Linked DNA regions of Homo sapiens: region 2 is linked to region 1. Evidence: chromatin loops called from intact Hi-C (ENCODE). Cell type or tissue: B cell. All regions are shown on one strand. Each heading gives the region's core, and the rest is flanking DNA. Links, peaks and the distances in the headings are about the cores only.

Region 1 (5,374 bases), core at 326-5,325:
AACCAAGCACCAAACCTTGTGCCAGGTCGTGGGATTACAGGATGAAACTGTTGCCTTCAAGGAACTCAGTCTCATAGAAAGACAGACACAGAAAGAGAGGCACTGGATAGGCTGCAAGAGATCCAGTGGATGTCTGTAAAGAGGAGAGGAAGTGCGAGGGCCTAAGTCAACCTCAGAGAGTCAGGGACACTTGTAAAGACACCTGAAGATTAAATAAGGGGTGGGGGAGGGAAGAGTAACCAGGGAGGAACAAGGCAGCTTTGCAGAGAGAAGAACATATGCAAAGGAGGCCCCAAGACATGACAAAATGAAGCATGTTCAAAGCACTTCAAGTAGCCCAGTTGTGCTAGAATATAAAGTGCTAGATGGGGCGGGGGCGATGGAACCAGACAGGCAAGGGCCACATGAGAGGGGTGCCAATTGAAGGGGTTTTTATTCAATACTTCATCATTTATTAAATAGTTCAGCCACAGGCACGGTGGCTTACGCCTGTAATCCCAGCACTTTGGGAGGCTGAGGTGAGTGGATCGTCTGAGGCCAGGAGTTTGAGAGCAGCCTGGTCAACATGGCGAAACGCCTCTCTACAAATATACAAAAATTAGCCGGGCGTGGTGGTAGGCTCCTGTCGTCCCAGCTACTCTGGTGGCTGAGGCATGTGAATCGCCTGAACCCAGGACACAGAGGTTGCAGTGAGCCAAGATCGCACCACTGCACTCCAGCCTGGGCAACAAAGTGAGACTCCGTCTCAAAAATAAATAGATAAATAAATAAATAAAGGCAACAGGGGGCCACTGGGGCATCTTAAACAGAAGAATGCCATGATCCAAATTACATTTTTTTTTGAGATGGAGTCTTGCTATGTTGCTCAGGTCAGCCTTGGCATCCTGGGCTCAAGATATCCTCCTGCCTCAGCCTCCTGAGTAGCTGGAACTACAGGCACGTGCCACCAAATTACTTTGGTTGTTGGGAAGTAAGTAAGAAGGGAGAGAGATTGTGCTGAGAGAAATCTGTTTTCTGGCTTGAGTAACCAGATACACAGTAGCATTCACTGAATCCGGGAACACAGGGAGGACCCAGTTTGAAGCAGGGAATGAAGACAAGAGCCATTGTGAATACACTGGGTTTGAGATACCTGTAAGACACGAACGTAGGGTGTCTAATAGTCGGATATAAAAGTGTTTCATGGGTAGGGCACAGTGGCTCACACCTGTAATCCCAGTGCATTGGGAGGCAGAGCGGGGAGGATTGCCTGAAGCCGGAAATTTGGGGCTGTAGCAGGCAATGATCACACCATTACACTCCAGCCTCTGTGCTCCAAGCTGGGTGACAGAGCAAGACCCTGTCTCAAATAAATAAATAAAGTAAGTAAAATAAAAAAATAAAGTGGGTGAGGGCCAGATGCAGTGGCTCACGCCTGTAATCCCAGCACTTGGGGAGGCCCAGGCGGGTGGATCACTTGAGGTCAGGAGTTCGAGACCAGCCTGGCCAACATGGCGAAACCCCGTCTCTACCAAAAAATACAAAAATTAGCCAGGCGTGGTGATGGACACCTGTAGTCACAGCTACTCAGGAGGGTGAGGCAGGAGAAGCACTTGAACCCAGGAGGCGGAGGCTGCAATGAGCCGAGATTGCACCACTGCACTCCAGCGTGGACAATAGAGTGAGGAAACAAGAAAAAAAGAAAGAAAGAAAGAAAGAAAGAGGGGGAGAGAGAGGGAGGGAGGGAGGAAGGGAGGGAGGAAGGAAGGAAGGAAGGAAAAGAAAGAAAAGAAAGTGGGAGAGGGCCAAGTGTCCTAGAAATGAAGGGAAGAGGGGATGGCCATCGGAGCCACACTCACATAGAAGTCAAATAAGACAGGGCTGAAAAAGGAGAACCATTTCAGCAGTGATGGAGACCGAAGCAAGATCACAGTAGGCCTCTTCAAGAAGCTTAGACTGTGAAGGGGAGGAAAGAATGAAAGCTAGAAGTAGGCTCTGTGTCAAAGGTTTTTGTTGAAGGCATTAGTTCAAATGTACATGCTGAGGAGGAGAGATGGAGAAAGAGGGGAAGGTTGAGGCTTCAGGAAAGAGAGGAGGTAAGTAATAGAGCAAAGTCCAAGGGGAAGTGAGGAGGACTGAACTGAATACATGGGGGAGGTGGGTGTCAGCCTGGGGCAGGAGGAGGGAGTTAGGGGAGGGGGAGAGGGTGGTGCAGGTTGGATTTGCTGAGCAGACTCTGAGATGGAGATTAGCATGCAGGAGGTTTCTTAGGGAGTACTCTTGGGATCATCACGCGTGGAAAGGAAGGAATGGAAGCAGGACTGGAGAAAGGAGACATTGGGCTGCAATGCAGATTCAACAAAGGCCTCAGCCAGACCTATGGGAAGCTCTGAAGCTAAGAGTGGAGACAAGGGGGCCAGGCCTTTATATCCCCACATCAGTCATTCATTGGACACAGGCTGTCCTGGGAAGGAGGCATGCCCTTGGGCAAAGTGGGTTTCTTCAGCTGAGGCTGTCCCCAAAGGGGTCCACCAGCTGAGGGCTCTCTACTGTTAGGCACTGAGTCTTTCTGTTGTGAAGATCAGGGAAGCACATTGCAGTGTCTCCTATAGAGAGGAAGGGGGCGCTATTGCATTTGAGTTGAATCTGCAGCCCAGTTGGTGTGAGGCTGAAGTTCACGCTGTTGGCTTCAATTTTGCTCCGTGAAGATGGAAACCAATCTTTCTGATGAAAAGGGGGCTAGCTGGGGTTGGGGGCTAGAGGAGAGTGAAATGATGATGAAATGGCTGCTTCAGGACACTGAAGATGCGCTGACCAGGGACATACAATAGGATTGCCAAGCGATGTTAGGGTCTTAGTTGAAACTAAAAAAATCATTTTAGCAGGCCCAAACAGTGTCGCGATTTCAAGGCTCTGTCATTCTTGGTCACTTGGATATCTGTCCTTCCTCCTATGGATTTTTGTTAGTTTTTATGAGGAAATGTCTATATTATTTAGAGGAGAATATTTTGTGAGACCGTGTTCCTAAATTCTGCAACTTTTTACCTAAACTACTTCCTGAACCAGGCCTAAATTCAAGGCCTTCAGTATATAATTACAATTTTCGCTACAACAATCGTTGCTGATGCTAATGATGACAATCTTGCTAGTGGCAAACAAAACTGTGTGGATATTAAAATATTATAAACCAATTAGAAAATGACTTCAGGCCTGACAATAAAGAAGATAAACACTTGTCTACAAGTAGACAAATAAAAATCAGGATTAAATCTAATTAGCAGGCAAATACAAAATGTAGAAAATTACAAAGGAAAACGAAATTTGAAGCTTCAAGGAAAAAAAACACTGCTATAATAACGAAATATAGAACAGGTGGTTCATCAGGTACTAGAGTGACAATAGACAAGTACACCGTCCAATTAAACAATCGGCTTTTAAAATCCATACAGGAATTATGTGGATGATCATTCAAAAACAATGTCTCACTGTTCTGTGAAGAAAGGGTCCCCCACATGAGGGGGAGCAGTTATAATGAGAATTCACTAGGCCTAAAGTGTAGGCTAGGTAACCAACCGTGCCTTGCTCACGAAACCAGCTTGTTATTCCAGAGTAACTATGAGCAAGCAACAACCATGTTCATAGTAGCAGTAGCAATACGGTTCTTTCGTTTTGTTTTTTTTTGAGACGGAGTTTCACCTCTTGCCGCCCAGGCTGGAGTGCAATGGTGCGATCTTGGCTCACTGCAACCTCCGCCTCCTGGGTTCAAGTGATTCTTGTGCCTCAGCCTCCTGAGAAGCCAGGATTACAGGCGCCTGCCACCACGCCCAGCTACTTTTTGTATTTTTAGTAGAGACAGGGTTTACCGTGTTGGCTGGGCTTGTCTCGAACTCCTGACCTCAGGTGATCCGCCTGCCTCAGCCTCCCAAAGTGCTGGGATTACAGGAATGAGCCACCACGCCCGGCCAGCAATACAGTTCTTAGGGGAAAAAATGAAATGTCCAGTTCAAGAATAAAATCAACATTCATGATGGGGCCTCACTCGGCCTCCCTGCACAGATTTGTCACCGAACATACATTTCAACAAAGGCTTTGGTGCCCAAGTGACTTCAATTGTAGAAATTTTAGGACATAAAGGATGGAAGACCTATAGGGAAACTCTTTAGGAGGAATTAACCAGGTGTACCTTAAAATCACTCTAGGGCCGGGTGCAGTGGCTCACGCCTATAATTCCAGCACTTTGGGAGGCCGACATGGGTGGATCACTTGAGGCCAGGAGTTCGAGACCAGCCTGGCCAACATGGCGAAACTCCATCTCTACTAAAAATACAAAAATTAGCCAGGCGTGGTGGTGCACCCCTGTAATCCCAGCTACTCGGGAGGCTGAGGTGGGAGTATCGCTTGAACCCAGGAGGCAGAGGTTGCAGTGAGTCAAAATCATGCTACTAATTAGGAGATATACCTAATGTAAATGACGAGTTAATGGGTGCAGCACACCAACATGGCACATGTATACATATGTAACAAACCTGCATGCTGTGCACATGTACCCTAGAACTTAAAGTATAATAATAAAAAAAAAATCATGCTACTGCACTCCAGCCTGGACTACAGAGTGAGACTCTGTCTCAAAAAAAAATAAAAATCACTCTAGATATGAGGGGAGTCGGTACTCTTTCCAGCCCAACTTTAGAGAACAGCTGGAGATACCCACAGCCTCCAACGGTGGAACACTTCCAGCAAGTATAATCTTACAGCTCTTTTCTACCAGCCTGCCTGACCACGAGGCACTAATCCCAGGAGCTCCAACTACTGTTCCCCAGTCCTTTACCCCCTATCTCAGAAAGACACACATGTACTGTCAACTTAAATAACAGAAAGAGACTCTCTAATAGAAAATGACATTTATTCGGGAATAGGGCATTGCAATGGGAATAATAACACCATAGTAAACTATGTGCATATTCAGGGAGGTAAAGGAAGACAAAGGCTTTTAAAGGAAAAATGGGCCAGGCGTGATGGCTCACGCCTGTAATCCCAACACTTTGGGAGGCCGAGGCGGGCAGATCACCTGAGGTCAGGAGTTCTAGACCAGCCTGACCAACATGGAGAAATCCCGTCTCTACTAAAAATACAAAATTAGCTGGGCATGGTGGCGCATGCCTGTAATCCCAGCTACTTGGGAGGCTGAGGCAGGAGAATCGCTTGAACCTGGGAGGTGGAGGTTGCGGTGAGCCAAGATCACGCCATTGCACTCCAGCCTGGGCAACAAGAGCGAAACTCCATCTCAAAAAAAAAAAAGGAAAAATGAGGATTATATAATTGTTTTTGAAATGATTATCCTTGGCTACAAAGATCAATAACAAGGGTGATGCCAGTCTGAGGCTGGACAGGCAGT
Region 2 (5,374 bases), core at 216-5,215, 58 kb after region 1:
ATTTTTAGTGGAGACGGGGTTTCACCATGTTAGCCAGGATGGTCTTGATCTCCTGACCTCGTGATCCACCTGCCTTGGCCTCCCAAAGTGCTGGGATTACAGGTGTGAGACACCGCGCCCGGCCAGGATATTTTCAATACATCTCTCTCATGCTCAAACACCTATAAAAGCTGCCTAAATTCCCCATTCTCGCATTTGAGGGCATTTAATCAACTTCTGTCACCCTCACTTTTCCTAGCTGAGGTCTCATCATTCCCCAGCCAAGAACCTGTCCATTAGCCAAGCTCATCTGCCCACGGGTTTAGCTCCATGCCCTTGTCTGTGCCATTGCCCCCATATAAACTGCTTAAGTTCTTCTCTCTCAAGCTCCGCTTTCATCTCTGTTGAAACAAAATTGAAATACACCCATTTCAGGAAGCTTGTCCTGATCCCACCAGAATGACGATTCCTCTGCTGTGCAATCTCTCAGCATCTGTGGTTTCACACACTTCTACAAGTTGAGGATCTCAAATCTGAAAATCTAAAATCCGAAATGCTCCAAAACCTGAAACTTTTATAATGCAAATAATTCCAAAATCTGAAAAAAAAAAAAAAAAAAAAAGGAAATCTGAAACCGTTCTGGTTCTGCTGTTGCTGTCGTAGGCAGACTTCTAAGATGCTACCCTCCCCTGAGATTCTTGGTCCTTGGTATATACACACACTTTCTCCCAGTTATTAAATGAAATACTAATCTAGGTTCTGCAGTGAAAAAATTTAGCAGACATAATAAAGGTCCCAACTTAGATGTTTTTAACATAGGGAAATTATCCATGGGGTGGGCCTGACATAATCTGATAAGCCTTTAAAGTAGACTGTGCTCTTCCTGAAAACAAGATTCAAAGAGTGAGAGGGATGTGGTGGGAGAGAAATTCTCTGTTGATGACTTTGAAGATGGAGTAGGCCACTTGGCAAGGAATGCAGGCGGCCTCTAGGAGCTGAGAGTAGTTCCCAGGTGGCAGCTAGTAAGGAAATAGGGACCAAAGTCCTACAACTGCAATGAACTGGGCTTGGCCAACAACTTGTAATTTGTTAAGCAGTGATGAAAACGAATATACTTGCTTTTGTAGATCTTGCTTTTGTTGATTTCATATGTGTGTATGTGTGTGTTAGTAGACTGCAAGTTCTTAGATGAGAGGAAAAAAAGTTTTTTTTTTTTAATTTTTGTACCCCCTTCCTACTACAGCCATAATGTGATGCTATTAGGGAGACTTGCCTTAACTGATATGTTGGAGTTAATGGGAGATAGAAATCCTTGACCATGAAAGTACCTGTTGTTAAGCAGCAGCTAGAATCACTACCATTGTCAAGTGCCTCCTGCTTCTCATGTTAGAAACAAATTCCTGCACATCTGATATCTTCTGGACATCTTCACGGGGATGTCTCACCAGTCCCATGAACTCAGTAAGTCCCACCCAAAATTTCCTTTTCCAAACTTGTCCCTCTCTCTCTATTCTGTAATTCTGTTAATGGCACCTTCAAAACCCCAGTTATCTCGGGGCTTAGAGTTTCAGCCACTGTTGACTCCTTCCTCTCTCTTGCCCCATATTCAGCCTGTTGCCAAGTCCTCCCCATTCATTCATATCCTCGCCTTTATTGTCACTGCCTGCTTCAGTATCTCGCACCTAGATACTGCAAGAGTCTCCTGCCTGCTCTCTTGAGACCAATCTCTGATAAGGACAGCTCTAATGATGTCACTTCCCTGCTCAATGGACTTCCAAGGAATCCATTAGCTTGGCATTCAAAACTCTTGATGACTTAACCCAAATCTACCTTTCTCCTATTTTCAATAATTTTTAAATGTGTATTATGCCTATCTTCTAAGTTATTTTGGGTTGACCTTTAAAAATTATCCTTTAAAACTGTTATTGCTTTTGCAGGTCCACGGACTGTGACTCTTCCTGCAACCTGCAGCTTTTCCACGTTCCTTTTACTTCAGACCCACTGTCCTTGCAACTCCCTGCAGTCGGATAGTCTCATATCTTGGACTCTTCTGAACATAAATAGCCGCTTGGCTTGTTGAACTACCAAGGGGAAATGTGGTTCCAGAGCCAAATTGTGAGTGCCCAAAACAAAACAGAACAAAACAAAACCCTACTCCGCCTGCCTTAAGCTCCCATTCCCTCCCACAGGACATACAACACTATTTCATTCTGCCCTGGGGTGATCATTGGCCTAAACGTTGAGCGCCCAATCCTGCATTCAATCCCACAGCCCCGCCCCGCCCCCCCGTCATAGTCAAGGCCGATTTATTCTTTTGATTTTCCGTGATTTTAACCAATCACTCCTCTCCCCACCCCTCCGACCCCAGTCTCCGGTGTCCGAAGGGGTTGTGCACCCTAGAGTTGCCGCTTTTTGAGAACCGGTTTTACCTCCGCCCACTCCTTCGTCCTCTAGTTTGGGACTTCCAAACTTCTCCCCTCTCCTCCCCGGGCATAGTGCGCGCTTTCATGAATGATCTGGTCACAAAACAAACAAAAACGAATAGAAAAAGAAAAAAAGAGAAAAAGAAAAAAAGCCGAAAACTTCCCAGGGTTTGCCTTAGAATTAGCAGGTGGGGATGGACCCCGTTCCACCACGAGCTCCTCCAGCGCCCGGGGCTCCGGCGTACCCTACGCCTCTGCGCTCGCGGCCCCGCCCCGGGCCTCCCGTGGGGCTTTAATGACATAAGCAACTTTCCTCGCGCACCCCCCGCCCCGTCTTGGTACGGCCTGTCCGGCGCTCGACGTTCCACCCCCCTCTCTCTGCTCTCAGGTTGGTTCAGCCCCCGTCTACACTGGGGTGGTGCTTAGCCGGCGCCAGACCGACCCTCGACTTCGGAGAGGCAGCGCGGTTCCTCTGGGTGCTTCCGCCTCCCCTTCTCCTGCTTCTCCAGCCTCTTCGGCCTCCTCGCCCGCCGCGGGAACCCGAGACCCCAGTGTATGCCCCACCCCTGACCCCGCTCGCGACATGTCCACCCCGGCTCGGCGGCGCCTCATGCGGGACTTCAAGAGGTAAACCGAGGGGACGGCCGAGGCCGGGGGTTGCGAGCTGGGGCACAGGGCGGGTCCCGAGGCGCGCCGGGCGGGGAGGGCTGGGGAGCGGCCGGGAGCGGGCGCCAGTGCCGGCCTAGGGGGACCCCTGTCTGTCTTCCCGAAGGTTGCAGGAGGATCCTCCAGCCGGAGTCAGCGGGGCTCCGTCCGAGAACAACATAATGGTGTGGAACGCGGTCATTTTCGGGTGAGTCTGCGTTCGTGGCGGTGGCGAGAAAACTGGGGACGCGAGCAGCTTCGGTCTGCGCTCCGGGGCGGGCCCCCCGCGGAGGCCGAGCGGGTAGGGGAAAATGTTTGGGTCTGGCTGGGCCTAGGCGCCTCCCCGGAGCCTGTGCCTCGATTAGCTCAGTTCCCGCTGCCAGGGGGAACCGCTTGGGGTTCTAGGGGGGCGGGGCGGGGAGTGGTGGCGGTTAGGCGCGGCGGCTTGCCCTGTGTCTCTGAGCCCGGGACATCCATTTGTAGTGGCTTCCGACCCCGGTAGCGGTGCTGGAGATGGCAGAGCTCGGGATAGCCATCTCAGATGAAGCAGGGAGAAGGGGGCCCCTTAAGTGGGAACTGACCATTTTTCTCTGTGTTGCAGGCCTGAAGGGACCCCGTTTGAGGATGGTAAGAGAGAGTTTCTTTACCCACTTTTCAGGAGCCTGGTCATCTGGGGAAAGGGTTCCCAGTCATCCTGGAAGTGTCTCCTGCTTAGGAACCTGCCTCTGCCTAGCCTCTGTCTGCTAAAGGCTTGAGTGGAATGCAGTGTGTGGCTGGTGGTTCTGGATATTGTATGCTTGACTAGAACTGCACCTTTCTTCTTGCTTTCTTAAAAAAAAAATCTGTGTAAGGCAGTCACTTTTTAAAAGGAGCAATCATAGCACTGGTATTAAGGATTTTTGAGGCTTGGGCTGTAATTCTGCTAAATTCAGCCCTCCATCACTGAATTAGTATAAACCCAACCAGTTGCTGATAGGCAGCAGAGACCCCAGAGACCATCTGGTTCAGAATTCTACCCCAAGGGCAGGAGTTGTGTTCAGCAGGTGCTTGGTAGATGTGTGTTGGATGTTGAGTGGATGCGAGAATCCCTTGCGTACAACTGTCTGGTTTCTACAATCTGACATTGAATGCCTGTCAGCCTCACTGCTCTAAGATGGTCTTAAATGCCTCATTTGAGTACAGTATTCTTTCTTATTTTTAAGTGAATTTGCAGTGTGTGCTTTCATCAAGACGTTATGATGAGTAATTTCAAAGCAGCTTCACAATTGAAGTTAGCCTTAATGTACCCTTTTGATCAGTGTCCTGCCTACCTGAAAGTACTACATGTACCAGTAGGTACATAATTTTTAATTGATTTAGGTTTAACTTTTAAAAACACGTGTAAATTGCTTTTTAAAAACTTTCTGATTTTAGATAATTATAGATTCATATGCAGTTGCAAGAAATAATAGAGACACCCTTTATACCCTTAACCCAGTCCTCTACCCAAACCCTCCCATTTGGTAACATCTTGAATGACTAGACCCTATCACAACCGGAAAAATGACACTGATAGTTCTACACTCAGTTGTGTGTGTGTGTGGTTGTTTTTTGAAAGTTTAATACATTTAAAGGATGATTAAAGTATTTGAACTCATGAAATTCTTTAATATTTGAGGTTTTAAAAAAAAGGAAAAGGATCTTTCTGTTATTTTTTTCCTCAATGATTTCCTTCGGTCACATAGCATTTATACACACACACACACACACACACACTTCAGTTTGAAGGTGGGAACAAAAACATTTCTGCAAACTACTTAATACATACTTATGTTGCTGAGCCGGATTGCTTTTTGATGCTACCAGTCCACAAAATGTTGTGAGGTAAGTCAATTTCAACTAAGTCTGTAATTCATCTCAAGTACTTAGATTTCCCCAGGAAACTGTGGACAGTCACCTGAATATTTTTAGCTTCCTCTTTACCTTTACCCCCTGGGTAAATATCATTACTCTTCAGGGCTGCAAAGAAAAGAAATGACAGCAGGAAACAGTGATTGTAAGGGCATACTACTTTGGCGCAGTTAATCATTTGAACTGATTTGTAGCAAAAAACTATAGCTAGACTTAATTTTCTTCTACCAGATTGGCACTAGTTTTTTTGTTTGTTTGTTTTTTGTTTTTGTTTTTTTGAGACGGAGTTGCGCCCTGTCACCCAGGCTGGAGTGCGATGGTGTGATCTCGGCTCACTGCAACCTCCGCCTCCCAGGTTCAAGCGATTCTCCTGCCTCAGCCTCCTGAGTAGCTGGGATTACAGGTGTGCGACACCGCGCCCGGCTAATTTTTTGTAT

The links. A loop is a pair of places that touch in the nucleus more often than their neighbours do. Peaks named below come from ENCODE experiments on the same cell type or tissue, not always from the same donor. Only the 100,000 strongest peaks of a DNase experiment are listed, where the experiment ranks them.
Region 2: it touches region 1 in a loop (11-fold over the local background); 24 of 110 quality-filtered maps call a loop at or near these places.

What each region holds. Positions count from the first base shown.
Region 1 is chrX:119,513,854-119,519,227 of GRCh38, forward strand. No RefSeq gene overlaps it. Among named protein-coding and RNA genes, the nearest start is that of SLC25A5-AS1, 47 kb to the left of the region's middle. In B cell, for the core only: CTCF peaks have their summits at 2,577 and 2,778; a DNase peak (open chromatin) is centred at 2,608.
Region 2 is chrX:119,571,727-119,577,100 of GRCh38, forward strand. UBE2A (ubiquitin conjugating enzyme E2 A) reads left to right here and starts at 2,837. Exons shown (of 6, transcript NM_003336.4): 1 at 2,837-3,029; 2 at 3,175-3,255; 3 at 3,649-3,674. The coding sequence starts at 2,986. LOC124905208 (a long non-coding RNA gene) reads right to left here and starts at 2,769. Exons shown (of 2, transcript XR_007068307.1): 1 at 2,409-2,769; 2 at 1-577. RefSeq lists enhancers at 2,609-3,109, 3,110-3,610 and a silencer at 3,068-3,237. In B cell, for the core only: no CTCF peak of the experiment used is centred there; DNase peaks (open chromatin) are centred at 2,755 and 3,405; H3K4me3 peaks cover 2,240 bases; H3K27ac peaks cover 2,066 bases.